2 separate regions of the Homo sapiens genome follow, and region 1 is linked to region 2. Evidence: read pairs that join two places in POLR2A ChIA-PET (ENCODE). Cell type or tissue: OCI-LY7. All regions are shown on one strand. Links, peaks and the distances in the headings refer to the core of each region. The heading gives the core; the rest is flanking DNA.

The links. ChIA-PET counts read pairs that join two places held together with the same protein. Peaks named below come from ENCODE experiments on the same cell type or tissue, not always from the same donor. Only the 100,000 strongest peaks of a DNase experiment are listed, where the experiment ranks them.
Region 1: POLR2A ChIA-PET joins it to region 2 with 6 read pairs; 2 of 35 experiments call an interaction of 5 or more read pairs at or near these places.

What each region holds. Positions count from the first base shown.
Region 1 is chr11:33,569,736-33,576,499 of GRCh38, reverse strand. KIAA1549L (KIAA1549 like) reads right to left here. Exons shown (of 21, transcript NM_012194.3): 10 at 1,627-1,798. Among named protein-coding and RNA genes, the nearest start is that of C11orf91, 130 kb to the left of the region's middle. In OCI-LY7, for the core only: a CTCF peak has its summit at 3,477; DNase peaks (open chromatin) are centred at 999 and 3,539; H3K27ac peaks cover 644 bases.
Region 2 is chr11:33,454,260-33,461,023 of GRCh38, reverse strand. The region is part of intron 1 of KIAA1549L (KIAA1549 like); the gene reads right to left. Among named protein-coding and RNA genes, the nearest start is that of KIAA1549L, 82 kb to the right of the region's middle. In OCI-LY7, for the core only: CTCF peaks have their summits at 2,667 and 2,866 (motif pointing right); a DNase peak (open chromatin) is centred at 3,623; H3K4me3 peaks cover 1,623 bases; H3K27ac peaks cover 2,137 bases.

The sequences.
Region 1 (6,764 bases), core at 883-5,882, 120 kb before region 2:
AAAGAGGATGCGGCAAAACAGATGAAGCAAGCTGTTGAGCAGATGAGGACGGAGCCCACAGGGAGGGAAGGGGAGAGGTGCAAAGGAAAAGAATCTTGGTTAAAATTGTCACTTTGAAAAACAAGATTGCAGAGAGTGACCATCGTCATTCCTAGACAAAGTTGTGTCTGTGAGGATATGCCGGCCGAGCAAGACAATACAAGGTCAGGACCATCATCCTGGAAGCAAAAGTCAACTGGATAAAGACAAGAGCTGAGCAGGAGAGGAAGACCATGAGCCAGGTGTCAGGGACTTAGGCAACACGGACATGAGCTAGGAAAGCAAACCCATAGGAGATGACCTTTCCTGCCTTCCATGCTCAGTATGCTGCCAAATACTAAAATTTCTACCACCTAATCTCTCACCTTCATACCCTTTCCCCTTCCCCCACTCTCTTTATAGCTTTTGTTTGGGTTCCCAATGCCTGGGACGCCACAGAGCCTCCTCACCAGTCCTGCCACTTCCTGTCTGCTCCCATCCTAGACACTGCTGACCAATTAAGCTTCCTAAAAATGGGCAGTTCCAATGATATTACTCCTTAGCTCAGAAATCTTCATCAGCACCCCACAGCTGATCAGAGTGTGTACTATCTCCTTCCCTGTCATTCAAGGCCTTAGTCTCCGGATCAATACACCTTTCCAATTCCCTTAACTCTTCCATGGGTGTCAGCACCCCAGGCAATCTGAACTCATTTTTCAAGCACACTTGGTACTTTTCACCTCCATTCTTTCGCTCATGCTGCCCTCTCTTTCTGGAATACACACACCTTCTTCTCCCTCTGCTGAAATCTTCACGTGTCATATAGTTAAGAACACAGGTTCAAAGTCAGACAGATCTAGATTAATATCCGGGCCACCTAAGCACTTGTTCTGTGATGCCGAGCAGGTTATTTCATTTTTCTGAGCCTCAGTTTCCTTTCCTGTGGTTTAGATCTGAGTAAACACTGCCCCAATGAGAACAGAAAGTGAGAAAATCTAGGTGAAGTAACTCGCATAGCAGCTGCCACAAGGGAGGGTATTCAAAGAGACAGCTATTATTTTTAACATCCTTCCTCTGCTCACTCTTTCCAGATGCCCCTTCGAAGCAAACCCTCCCTCTGCTGACCCCCTAACACACACTGCCTTTTACAGCACTTTCCTATGTTGTGTGCCACTGCACCTGCATTAAGTCTCCCTGCTCCTTAAGGGCAGGAGCCAGGTCTCGCCCACTTCCATACATCCTCCAGCACTAAGCGACTTCATGTAGAACTTTACAAATGTTTGTTGAATCAGATTATCTTTAATTCCCCTGGCATACAAAAATAATCTCAGCTATAGTGATTTTCATAGCTGTTCACTAGATTATGCTGAGGAAGAAGGGTGGGTAGGACTTGGGGGCAAAGTAATATCATTACCATCCTTCCAGTATCTAAAACATATCCCTTATTGCTTGAAACAACACAGAAACATAGCTGATTGATTTAAGAACCTTCCAGAATACAAATATGTTTAGCTCTGAGACCATTAACATGATTTTGGGGAATCATTTTGATTTTCAGGAAACATTTAATGGCATTAAAAAGACTGAATAAAAAGACCATTCCCTTACGGTCAGCTTGCAGAAGGACAACGTGATGAAGGGTCAAGGCCATCCTTTGGGAATCAATGGTGCTCAGGATCTTGGCAGCTGCGGTCCCCAACAAAGGCTTCCCGTTGTACAGGGTATAGTAAGTCAGCTCCGCTGGGTCCTTCGGGCCTGGGACACGCTGCATCTTCACCATCTTTCGGAAAAAGAGAGGCCGAGTGTTTGCAGGGCATTTTGCATGGACCCTGCAATCACCCAGGTGATCAGCAGATGTTCCTCTCCTGACTGCTGAAGACTTCTGTGGCTAGACGCCAACCTTCACATACCTCCCTATATCCAGCCTCTCAAGAAGCCTGCTCTCGCTGGAGCAGGAGACTGGGAGGAGAAAAAAGGTTTGAAAAATACGAACATCTGGAAAGAACAGTTTGTGGTTGGAGAAGAAAACACAGGATAGTGATGTCTCCCAGCATCCACAGAACTCTGGCCTCATTTGAAAATAGGCCTCTGCATTTAATTCAGGGCATGTTAGGTTATTCTCAAACACGACTGTTAAATTCAAATGTCTGTAATTGCCAGAAAGGGAGAAAAATTAACTTATATGTCTGCAATTCAAAAGATCTCTGATAAAAACACTACTTGGAAACCCAATGTTCTTTTTCTAAAATAACGGTTTTGCTTTTTTTTTTTTTTTACCTAAAAGTTATACATATTCACTATAGGAAAATTTGAAAATATGGAAAAACATCAAGAAATAAAATAAAAACAATCTGTAATCCTTCTATCACAAGCTAATTACTGTTGCCATTATAGAGTATTTGCTTCCATTCTTCGTTTTTGCCCACACAACCCTTTTCCTTATTAGTTTACAAAATTATTTGTCATAGTCTATATACAATATTTTGCAATTTTTACTTGCATCTTTAAAGGACCTTAAATATAACAAAAGCATAAACGTTTATTTTTACATGGCATTCTGATGCATACCTCATAAACTTATTTAAACAATCCTTTATTAAGCATTTAGACTGTTACTAATTTTTTACTACTGTAATTAACAATTGATAATCATAAATACTAAAACTTAAGTTTTAATACCTACATAGTGTTCTACAGTACGCATGCCTGGTAAATCAAACTAACCCTTGATTATCGAACATTGGTTATCAACTTTTTGCAGTTATAATGGACAAATCATAAATAGTATATAGTATTTTCCAAAGTTTATATTACAGATTATGAGTTTCACAGGATATTAAAAGACTTTACAAAAATGTTTATAGCAACATTGTTTATAACAGTAAAAAGACTAAAAATTCAAAAGTTGTTAATAATTGGTTGGATAATGAGCTACTGTATACTCACATGATGACATACTATAGTGTAGTGGTGAAAATGAATAAACTATGGCTATTTGTATCATTATGGATGAATACAAAAGCCTGATGTTGAGCAAAAGGAACAAATCACAAAATATAAAGTTAAAAGTTAAGCAAAACTACATAATATACTATTTAGAGATACAGGCGTGGATGGTAAAATCTATACAAAAAATATGGGAATGATTTAATACAAAATTCAGATTCACTCTAAACTCTGAAGAGGGAAGAAGGGAGTACAATCAGAGAAGACATATAAAAGGCTATTGGGATAAGGTAAGGGTAATGTTCTTACCCTTCAGGTTGTGGATTCTTTTTATTAGTGTCCTTTAAATTCTGCATCTTTCTTATACTGTTTTGTGTATATGCTATACATAACAATTAAAAAAGATATTATTACAACCCAATAGAAAATGGGCAAAAGAGCTGATCAGACACTTCACAAAGGAAGATGTCTGAATAACCAATTAGCACATAAAAATGCTCAATGGGGAAATTCAAATTGAAACCACAAGAGACCACTCTATACCCACCAGCACGGCTAAAGTAAGAACTGACAACACCAAGTGTTGATGAGGAAGTGAAGCAACTGGAACACCTGTCTGTTTGGTGGGAGTGCAAATGGTGCAACCACTTTGAAGAAAGGTCTGGCAGTTTCCTATAGAATTAATGTACACCAACCCTAAGAACCAGCAATTCCAGCCTATATAACTAAGATGAGTGAAAGCCATGTGGTCACCAAAGGACTTGTGGAAGAATGTTCACAGCAGCCTTGCTTAATAGCTACAAACTGGAAAAGCCCAGGTGTATACCAACAGAAGAATGGATAAACAAACTGTAGTATATTCATATAAGAGAATATTATTCAGCAAAAAAATTGAATAAACTACTGAATAACACAACAACATGGATGAATGTCAAAACAATACACTGTGTCAAAAAAGCTTTATACAAAAGAGTATGTACTGTAGGATTCGATTTATATGAAATGCTAGAATGTCAAAATCAATCTATGATTTAGAAGTATATGAAAATATATGTTAAGAAAACCTTATGGAAGTGTTTGGAAATGATATATGTAATCAAATATAAAATAGTAACAGTATAATGTCAATTGTAGAACCTAGATAGTGATATGGGTGTTGACTATAATTTTATCAACTTTTCTACAAGTTTGAAAATGTTGGCCAGGCACAGTGGCTCATGTCTGTAATCCCAGCACTTTCAGAGGCCAAGGTGGGTAGATCACTTGAAGTCAGGAGTTCGAGACCACCCTGACTAACATAGCAAAACCCCATCTCTACTAAAAATACAAAAATTAGCTGGGCGTGGTGGCACACACCTGTACTCCCAGCTACTCAGGAGGCTGAGGCAGGAGAATCGCTTGAACCTGGGAGGCGGAGGTTGCAGTGAGCTGAGCTCACACCACTGCACTCCAGCCTGGGCGACAGAGCGAGACTTTATCTCAAAAAAAAAAAAAAAGTTCATAATAAAATGTTGGGACTATATAGATATTACTTAAAAACAAGGGCTTTTTGACGTTTAAACTTGGAAACCAGCATGTTGAAGAAAATTAAGGAGATGTCTTTACTTCAGGTCTTTTCAGAGCTTTGGTATGCAAATAGGCTTTGGGACTCTTCAAGAAGGGGCTTTAGGATGCAGCCTTGCCCAAACCGATTTGGCCAGAGAGCCCCTTTTCAAAAGAACACTTGATAAGATCATGATATAGTATGAATACATGTCCTCTCCAAATCTCATGTTGAATTGTGTAATCCCAGTGTTGGAGGTGGGTCCCGGTGGGAGGTATTTGGGTCATGGAGGCAGCTCCCTCATGGCTTGGTGCTGTCCTCGCAGTAGTGAATGAGTTCTTGTGAGATCTGGTTGTTTAATGTGCGTGGAGCCTCCCCCCACCCTCTTTCTTGCTTCTACTCCTGCCATGTGAGACCTGCTCCGCCTTCATCTTCTGCCATGCTTGAAGCTTCCTTAGGCCTTTCCAGAAGCAGATGCTAACACTATGCTTCCTGTACAGCCTGCAGAACCATGAGCCAGTTAAACCTCTTTTCTTATAAAGTACTCAGTCTCAGATATTTCTTTATAGCAATGCAAGAACGGCCTAATCACTTTCTAGACACTCTCCGGAAAACACTATCCTCACTCTTTTGTCTTTGTGTTCACCTGTGTGTCCTTGTCCTCAAGATGAATTTCTTTTCTTTTCTCTTTTGAGACAGTCTTGCTCTGTCACCACAGAGTCTCGCTCTGTCACCAGGCTGCAGTGCAGGGGTGCAATCTCAGCTAACTGCAACCTCCACCTCCTGGGTTCAAGCAATTCTCCTGCTTCAGCCTCCCGAGTAGCTGGGAGTACAAGTGTGCACCACCATGCCCAGCTAATTTTTGTATTTTTAGTAGAGACGGAGTTTCACCATGTTAGCCAGAATGGTCTCCATCTCTTGACCTTGTGATCCACCTGCCTTGGCCTCCCAAAGTGCTGGGATTACAGGCGTGAGCCACTGTGCCTGGTCGAGATGAATTTCTAGGAGTCAGTTTGTGATCATCTAAGAGTTTCTTGTCTAAATTCCTCCAGAAAAATCATACCCAGTTGCTCTGTTTGAAAGTGCCCTTTTCGCTCCACACTCATCAATACTGGATCTTAGTATTTTACTAATCTTTGGTAGGTGAAAATGGCATCTTGTGGTAGTTAAAACTTGCCTTACTTCGATTACAAATTAAGTCAAATATTTAAAAATTTTTAGTGGTCACATGTTTTCTCTTAGGCCTCAATTTTTCAAATATGTCAACTTAAGAAATATCTTTAGATTCTAGACAGTTAAATCTCCATATTCATGAAGGTAGCTCATCTTTTAAAATGATCTAAGCCTAGAAGAAAGGCCTCAGGGTAGAAGGATATTGTAACCCACGTAGAGTGAATTTTTTGGGGGAAACTGGGGCATGTTATTCCTTTCCCTAGTGGGAAAGGAGGTGGGGAAAGTGTTAGTAGAATCTGGTAGAAGTTGAATGACCATTCAAATATCTAATAGTTTCTCTCAGTTTCAACTTAATAGCAAATTCCTCCTGCCAAGATTTCCTTAAGGGTATGTTACAAGGTGATCTACACCCTCTGTAAATCAGGGATTTGCAGAAATAAACCCCCACCCGCTTCCCTCAGACTTTCCAGGCAGCTAAAGGGGCCAAGTGCACTGAGCTCTTAGAAGAAATGAGAGAAGGCTGGACGTGGTGGCTCACACCTGTAATCCCAGCACTTTGGGAGGCTGAGGTGGGTGGATCATGAGGTCAGGAGTTTGAGACCAGCCTGAACAACATGGTGAAATCCCAACTCTACTAAAAATACAAAAACTAGCTAGGCATGGCAGTGCGCACCTGTAATCCCAGCTATTCGGGAGGCTGAGGCAGGAGAATCGCTTGGACCCGGGAGGCGGAGGTTGCAGTGTGCCAATATTGTGCCACTGCACTCCAGCCTGGATGACAGAGTGAGACTCCGTCTCAAAAAAAAAAAAAAAGAGAGAGAGAGAGAGAGAAAGAACACCTCTCTGGGCCCTTTGGCATGCAAAATGTGTTAGGTTTCTTAGGTTTACAAATAACACCAGGGTTGTAGGGTGGCCCCTTCTCCCCCTTTGGCTGATGCAAATCCCAGTTCCATTATCTGAGCACCAGTGACTTTCTTCCTGTCATTTGGAAAAGTGGAAATTATAGAGCTCACATGGAACCTACAAAGGAGAAATCACAAACCTGACACGCAAGCTTAACCACCGCTTTACCTCGTGGTAAGGT
Region 2 (6,764 bases), core at 770-5,769:
GCAATTTTACTGCAGAATAATTAGAAAATACAGATAAATAAAAAGAAGAAAATGAGTCTACCATAATCCCACCATGCAGAGATAACCATACATGGCACTTTGGTGTCTGCCTCCCAGAACGTTTTGCTCAGCTTATAAACATGTGTATGTAAACCCATTTTTAAATAATCCCACACAGCAAAGACCAGGAACTTCATTTCCCTCAGGATCATCTCTGCCTGCACTAGTCTTTGCAAGGAACAAAACGCAAATACTTAAGAGGGATTTTTCTTTATGTATTTATTTAGCAGAAGCACATAGGTAAAGGAATTATTTTTAATTAAACGTACTATCCCAAGGCCAACAACTTCTCCACTATGCATAAATCTCCCTGTGACCAACAACATGTAACCAAGTACCAGGAAGACAAACACACATGCATTCACAATAGATGCTCAAGCCAAATATAATCCATGGACATAGACCCAGGCAAGCTAAAGACACCATTGAACATGGCAGCACTCACACATCACTCTGTGATCTTAAGCCAGTAAATGGTTCTGCTACACCAGGAACCCATGAACTCACTCACGCCCATATGGGTCCCACCAAAGAGAATTGTTTCATCCACAACCCCTTCCTCACACCAGGCAGCAGACTTGGGCTGCACTATTGCATAGGGATGGATTCTTGAGTTCTTCAAAATCAGGGATGTGTATGCTCACCCACCTCTCCTGGCCCCCACCACACCTCAATCTCATGCTCCCCCCTCCCATCAGAGGTAATACTGAAAAGCCAATTTTCTACTTCCATTCCAGTGAAGCCAAGGTCTCTCCCAGAGGCCAGCGAGCATTTGGGATTGTCATTTGCTGTGTTTGAGAGATACAGGTGGCCCTGTCCAAGACAGCCATGGACAGTGAATGTTCATACATTTTAATCACTTTCTTTGAAAGAAATTGCTCCCATGAAGAGTAGGGAGTATGGGGAGAGCATTAAAGATATGCTGTGGGTTGCTAAGGAACAGAAGACATAAAGATTTAAGGAGCAAGTGGGATGAAGGCTATTTCTTTTTTTTTTTTTTTTTGAGACGGAGTCTCGCTCTGTCGCCCAGGCTGGAGTGCAGTGGCGGGATCTCGGCTCACTGCAAGCTCTGCCTCCCGGGTTCACGCCATTCTCCTGCCTCAGCCTCCCAAGTAGCTGGGACTACAGGCGCCCGCCACTACGCCCGGCTAATTTTTTGTATTTTTAGTAGAGACGGGGTTTCACCGTTTTAGCCGGGATGGTCTCGATCTCCTGACCTCGTGATCCGCCCGCCTCGGCCTCCCAAAGTGCTGGGATTACAGGCATGAGCCACCGCGCCCGGCCCGATGAAGGCTATTTCTACAAGCCAAACAAGGGACAGGACTGATGGATGGTTCAGACGGAGGCCATGAATCAGAATTAGTTTTCCATATCCTCCAGGAAACTGGCTTTTCAACTCCTCACTCCTTTTATAGTGACAAAATGTAATATGTTATCCTGCTAATAGGACACCGTGGCACCAAACAACCCTCCTGGGCTGAGCATCATAAGGCAGGACTTAAGTGAGACAATGCACAACGAAGTGGCCAAAGGCAGTGTGACATTAGATGGCAGATAGGGCAAGTAATGGATCCACATGTGCAATCATTTCCAAAGTAGCGACACGAACTGCCCTTCAGAAAGACCTGCCCAGAACTCCCCTCCCCAAAATGCACACCTGAAGATGGAGGAAGCAGACCTCTGAAGGGTGATCTCAGAGTACAGATCAAAATAAATACAGTGTGACAACCATCCAACAAGGTTAAAACAGCAGTGTCTGGGCTAAATGGGTAAAGCCCAGAATTCTTCCACACGATTATCAATTCAAGCTGCTGTAGAGTTGAAATAAAGTCTCCACTAACATACAAACATCCAAATTTATAAATACAATCCATCAACAAAGCCCATCTCATAGCAGCTGGCAATGGCAATCAAAACTGGGAGATTTAGGATTATAAAAAGCAGTGTAAGTAATAAACATGTTATTTAAAAGCTTGAAACTCCCCATCTTGCCACGGCTACCATCCCAGCTGGCACTTTCAAACACCATTGTTTCTCAGATTCTAAGTCTTGTGCTCTGAAGTTTAACACTGTTCATTCTATGCTTTCCCTAACTCTACACAGAGCTTCCCAGGGGGGACACAAGCTATCAGCCCAGGGGTCACCTCGAGCCCTCAACCTGACCACAGCAGCAGAATGACATCTGCCACTTGCTCAGCACAATCACTACTGAAAAACACACCTGGGTAGGGGCCACTTGCCCTTTCCTTCTTAGATCACCCTCTTTTCCCATTTCCTGTACCCTGAATACTATTCATCCTACAGAGAGAACCATCAAGCTGCCAAACAGCAGTTCTTCTCAGGTCCTGCTCTGTGTAACACACCATCTGTAAGACAGGCCAGCTTTGACACAGCTCCCCTCAAATACTTCATCTCCCTACTCTTCTCCCTCACCAAGCTGAGCCTGCCCATCATTGCAGGTTTCACCTAAAGTCCATCTGATTCCTTCCTAATTAGGATTCTTTTCTATTTAATCTAGAGCTGCCTTCTATCTCCTATGACTTGAAGCTATCCAGTCACCCAAACGAATGTATTTATCTTCAGTCCTACTCCTAACATTTGCAGAACCTGGGGCAAGAGTACAAATGGTGGCCCACATGCCATAAATGTAAATATTTTAGTTATACATTAAAACAAATTATTAAAGCATATCCTATCCTATCTTGATATTGATTCATTCATGATGGTAGTCCAGCTTCAAACACAGAATTCTCACTCTGACCCCTGGCCCTGTGCTGGCCCCACCTTCTTTGCCAGCGCCAACCCACACCACAAGGGGTCTCTCACTAATGGAAATGCTGGGCTGCATACACAAGTCCTTCTTTCCCAGCCTCCTCAAATAGCCACTTCTCTGTCATCCCTCGGGCCTCAGAGCGTGCACACTGGCATCATAGTCTGCTCTTGGGATGAGAGAATGAAGCCCACACAGGCCATGGAAGCAGACGGGACATGGAACTCGGGTCCTGGGTATCCAGAGCATCACATACGTTCTGGACTGTAGAAGAGAGAGTGTGGACTCTGTGTGGGCCTGGCCCCTTGGTCCTGCGTATCTCCTGTCCCATGGAGACATACAAACCAAGAGGGCCAGAATGGGACCCTATTGTCAAGGTCTAAGGATGATACCACTCAGCTTCATGGGCATATCCAATTCCTCTTTCAAAACCTAGGTCAGAAGACATCACCACCTCGAGGAAGTCTTCCCTGACCATTCCCTGATCCCACAACAGCCAATCCAGTGGGCTCAATGAATGCTTGTTAAATGAATGCTGTGGAAACACCAGGATGAGCATAGATTCCCTGTAATCCAGACTGAACCTATATTTCAGTCTTTTCTCCCAATAAAGACTTAGATACTTGTGGGCCGTGGCCACATTGACTGAAATACCACGAACCCCTGGGTTCCTCACCTAGGATGCGGGAGTCAAGGTTCGCAGCTGAGAAGCCTGTCAAATTAGGCCTCTTCCTGGCTGAGAGGTCCAGATGCTTTGGGTAACAGGATGTTAAAGGCCACATTTGCTGTGGTCTCAGGGTTGTTGAGGCTGCACAGGGCAAAACCATTCAACAGATGCCAGAACTTCTCCTATCTTTGACCACATCCCCAGGACTTGCTAAGAAACTGAGCTGCCAGCTCTGCTACCTTGAGCCCACCACACACTTCAAGCTCTTTAAGAGAGGGGAAGAATTCACTGGGAAGTCCAAGACATTTCTGCAGAGGGAGGTCAGTGTGCTGCCTATTTCAACACTCCCCCAAACCCCTCTTCTGGACAGGGGACTACCCTGAAAAATGAAAAGCTTCCACTATGGGGACCTCAGGAAACCCTCAAAAGGACCCCATACCCAGCCGGTAACTGTGCATCTGCCACCCTGAAGGTCGTGGTATCAAACTACAATGTCCAGATTCTCATCCGTGATCCTTGACCTTCTCTCCCTGATTCTCCTAACCCCATCCCAGCCCTGCAGTAACTAAGGGAAGGAGAAGGGGAGCAAAATGTGGAGATGAAATCTACTGTGCATCTCTCTTCCCTGTTGCCTGTTCCCAGGCCTGAGCAGATGATGGGGAGAAGGTTTAGATTGGACAAGTGTGTTAGATTGGATTTTGATATTACATTGAACTGACATTTTTAATACATGGGGAAAGAGACTTATTGGTTTATTATCTGAGTAGTAGTTAGAAAAGCTAAAGGACTGAAAAAGAAAGACATAAGAAAGAGCAGGCTGGGCACAATGGCTCACGCCTGTAGTCCCAGCACTTTGGAAGGCGTGGGCAGGAGGATAGCTTGAGCCCAAGAGTTCAAGACCAACCTGGGCAACATGGTGAAACCCTGTCTCTACAAAAAAATATGAAAATTGACCAGGGGTGGTGGCTCATGTCTGTGGTCCCAGCTACTAGGGAGGCTGAGGTGAGAGGATCACCTCAGTGTGGAAGGTCAAGGTTGCAGTGAGCCATGATCGCGCCATCATACCCCAGACTAGGTGATAGAGTGAGACCCTGTCTCACAAAAACAAAAAACAACAACAACAACAGCAAAATGCACCCTACTTGTGCCTACCAAGTCCAGCTTGTTCAATAAGCCAATCATACTTCCATTAACTCACAGGTATAAATTACCTTGGCAGCTAAAGGCACACATGACCGTTATGACATTCCCATGATACCCGCCTCCATTCAGCTGCCCTAGGGGGAAAAATTAATTAGGTCATCGATTGGAGTTCTGTAAGACTGAGAAAGTCATTTTGTTCCCTGCTCAAATTATAAGTCACCCATTAAACTGGCTTTAGTTTCTCCTCTTTTCATTTTAAATCCACATATATCATGAGACCTATAAGCCAAGTAAAGAAGAGTCCCCTTGGCTGTAATTGAATGCCATTATCTTCCCTGTAATTCACTGATCTTCCACTTTCCTAAGAGATGTCCTCTTCATCACAACCATCACTCACACATCAGACCACAGGGGAGCTGCTGAATACTTCCTCCCCGGGTAATTTAAGACATGCTAGTATTTCAGCTGAACATGTATGTGAGAAAGAAACATTTTTGCTCCCTAAAAGCTGTTTGGAAAACCTGGTTGAAATTTTTTGCCTATTTCCAACATATATCTAGCAGAATGAACTCTAAAAAAAATACAGATAAGTACTTCAATTATTTAGCATGGAATTAACCAATAGCCTTGTGACCTCTGTCATCTTCTAGAATCTTCTGTGTATTTAGGAAAAAAATGTCTCTCAGAGGGCCCATGTTTTCAGATAATTTTTCTGGCTGCCTCAGAACTGTGTGGAAACATTATACCCAGGAAATCATTCAGATACAGTATTTTTCTATGATTCTAATGGAACCAAACCTAACTGGAATTCCACTGTGGAGTTAACTCAAATAATCAAACACCATAAACCAAACAAGAAACTAACACCAAAAGGTATATATATGATTGCTTTAATCCCCACCTGAAGCCTTGTTGATCTACACCAGCCCCCAGGAATCTTGTCTCCCCCTGACTTTCTAAAGCTTTAATGTCCAAAAGTATTTTCTGCCATAATGGAAATATTTATATCTGCACTGTCCAATAAGGTAGCCATTAGCCACAGGTGGCTAGTGCAACTGAGACACTGAATTCTTTATTTAAGTTTAAACAGTCATAATATATGACTGTGGCTACCATTCTGGACAGCACAGTTCTAAAGCACTTGTTATTGCTGGCAATGGAGAGAACTGTCTTGAAGAATGGGTCTTGTAGCTAACCAAGCTTTCTGGCAAACTAAGGAGCAATCATTAAACCTTTGTTTTGCTAAACGGTTTTTTTGTTGTTGTTTGTTTTTGTTTTGTTTTGTTTTGTTTTTTGAGATGGAGTCTCACTCTGTCGCCCAGGCTGGAGTGCAGTGGCGCAATCTCGGCTCACTGCAAACTCTGCCTCCTGGGTTCACGCCATTCTCCTGCCTCAGCCTCCCGAGTAGCTGGGACTACAGGCGCCTGCCACCACGCCCGGCTATTTTTTTGTATTTTTAGTAGAGACGGGGTTTCACCGTGTTATCCAGGATGATCTGGATCTCCTGACCTCGTGATCCACCCGCCTCGGCCTCCCAAAGTGCTGAGATTACAGGCGTGAGCCACCGCGCCCAGCCACCAAATGGTTTTTTAAAACTTATTTTGAAGCGGCAATTCCTTTTCATCTTATTTCTCCTTTGTTTTCAAAAGACATCTCTTCTATGACAATGGCACTGCTTTAGACATTAGGATGGATGCCTCTCTAAAATGACTTAAGAAAAAAAAATACAATACACCCATATACCTTTTTGAACAGCATCCACTGAGCATAATTTAATCTTCCCTGAAGGCCTCAGGGTCACTGTTATAAACACAGGCTATCAGACTCAGAAAAAAATGCATCAATTACTATAATGCCCCTTAATGCAATGAAGCCCTCAGGGTCACTGAGCTCAGTGGGACTATTTAGACCTACCCCAGGCACAGAATTTTATAGCTTTCTGTCACATCTGTTGCCTAGCTATTAATGTCAAGCTCTATTACTGTCAGGGTGTCTGCCTATATTTACTTACTACTTACCTTGTTTTCAAAAGGTGCTTGCCTGTGTCTATGGATGCTTCTTTTCCCCTCTCATTTGTTGCCTCTGATTTGCTAATTTCGGGGTGCTAGAACTGGAGTTAGAAAT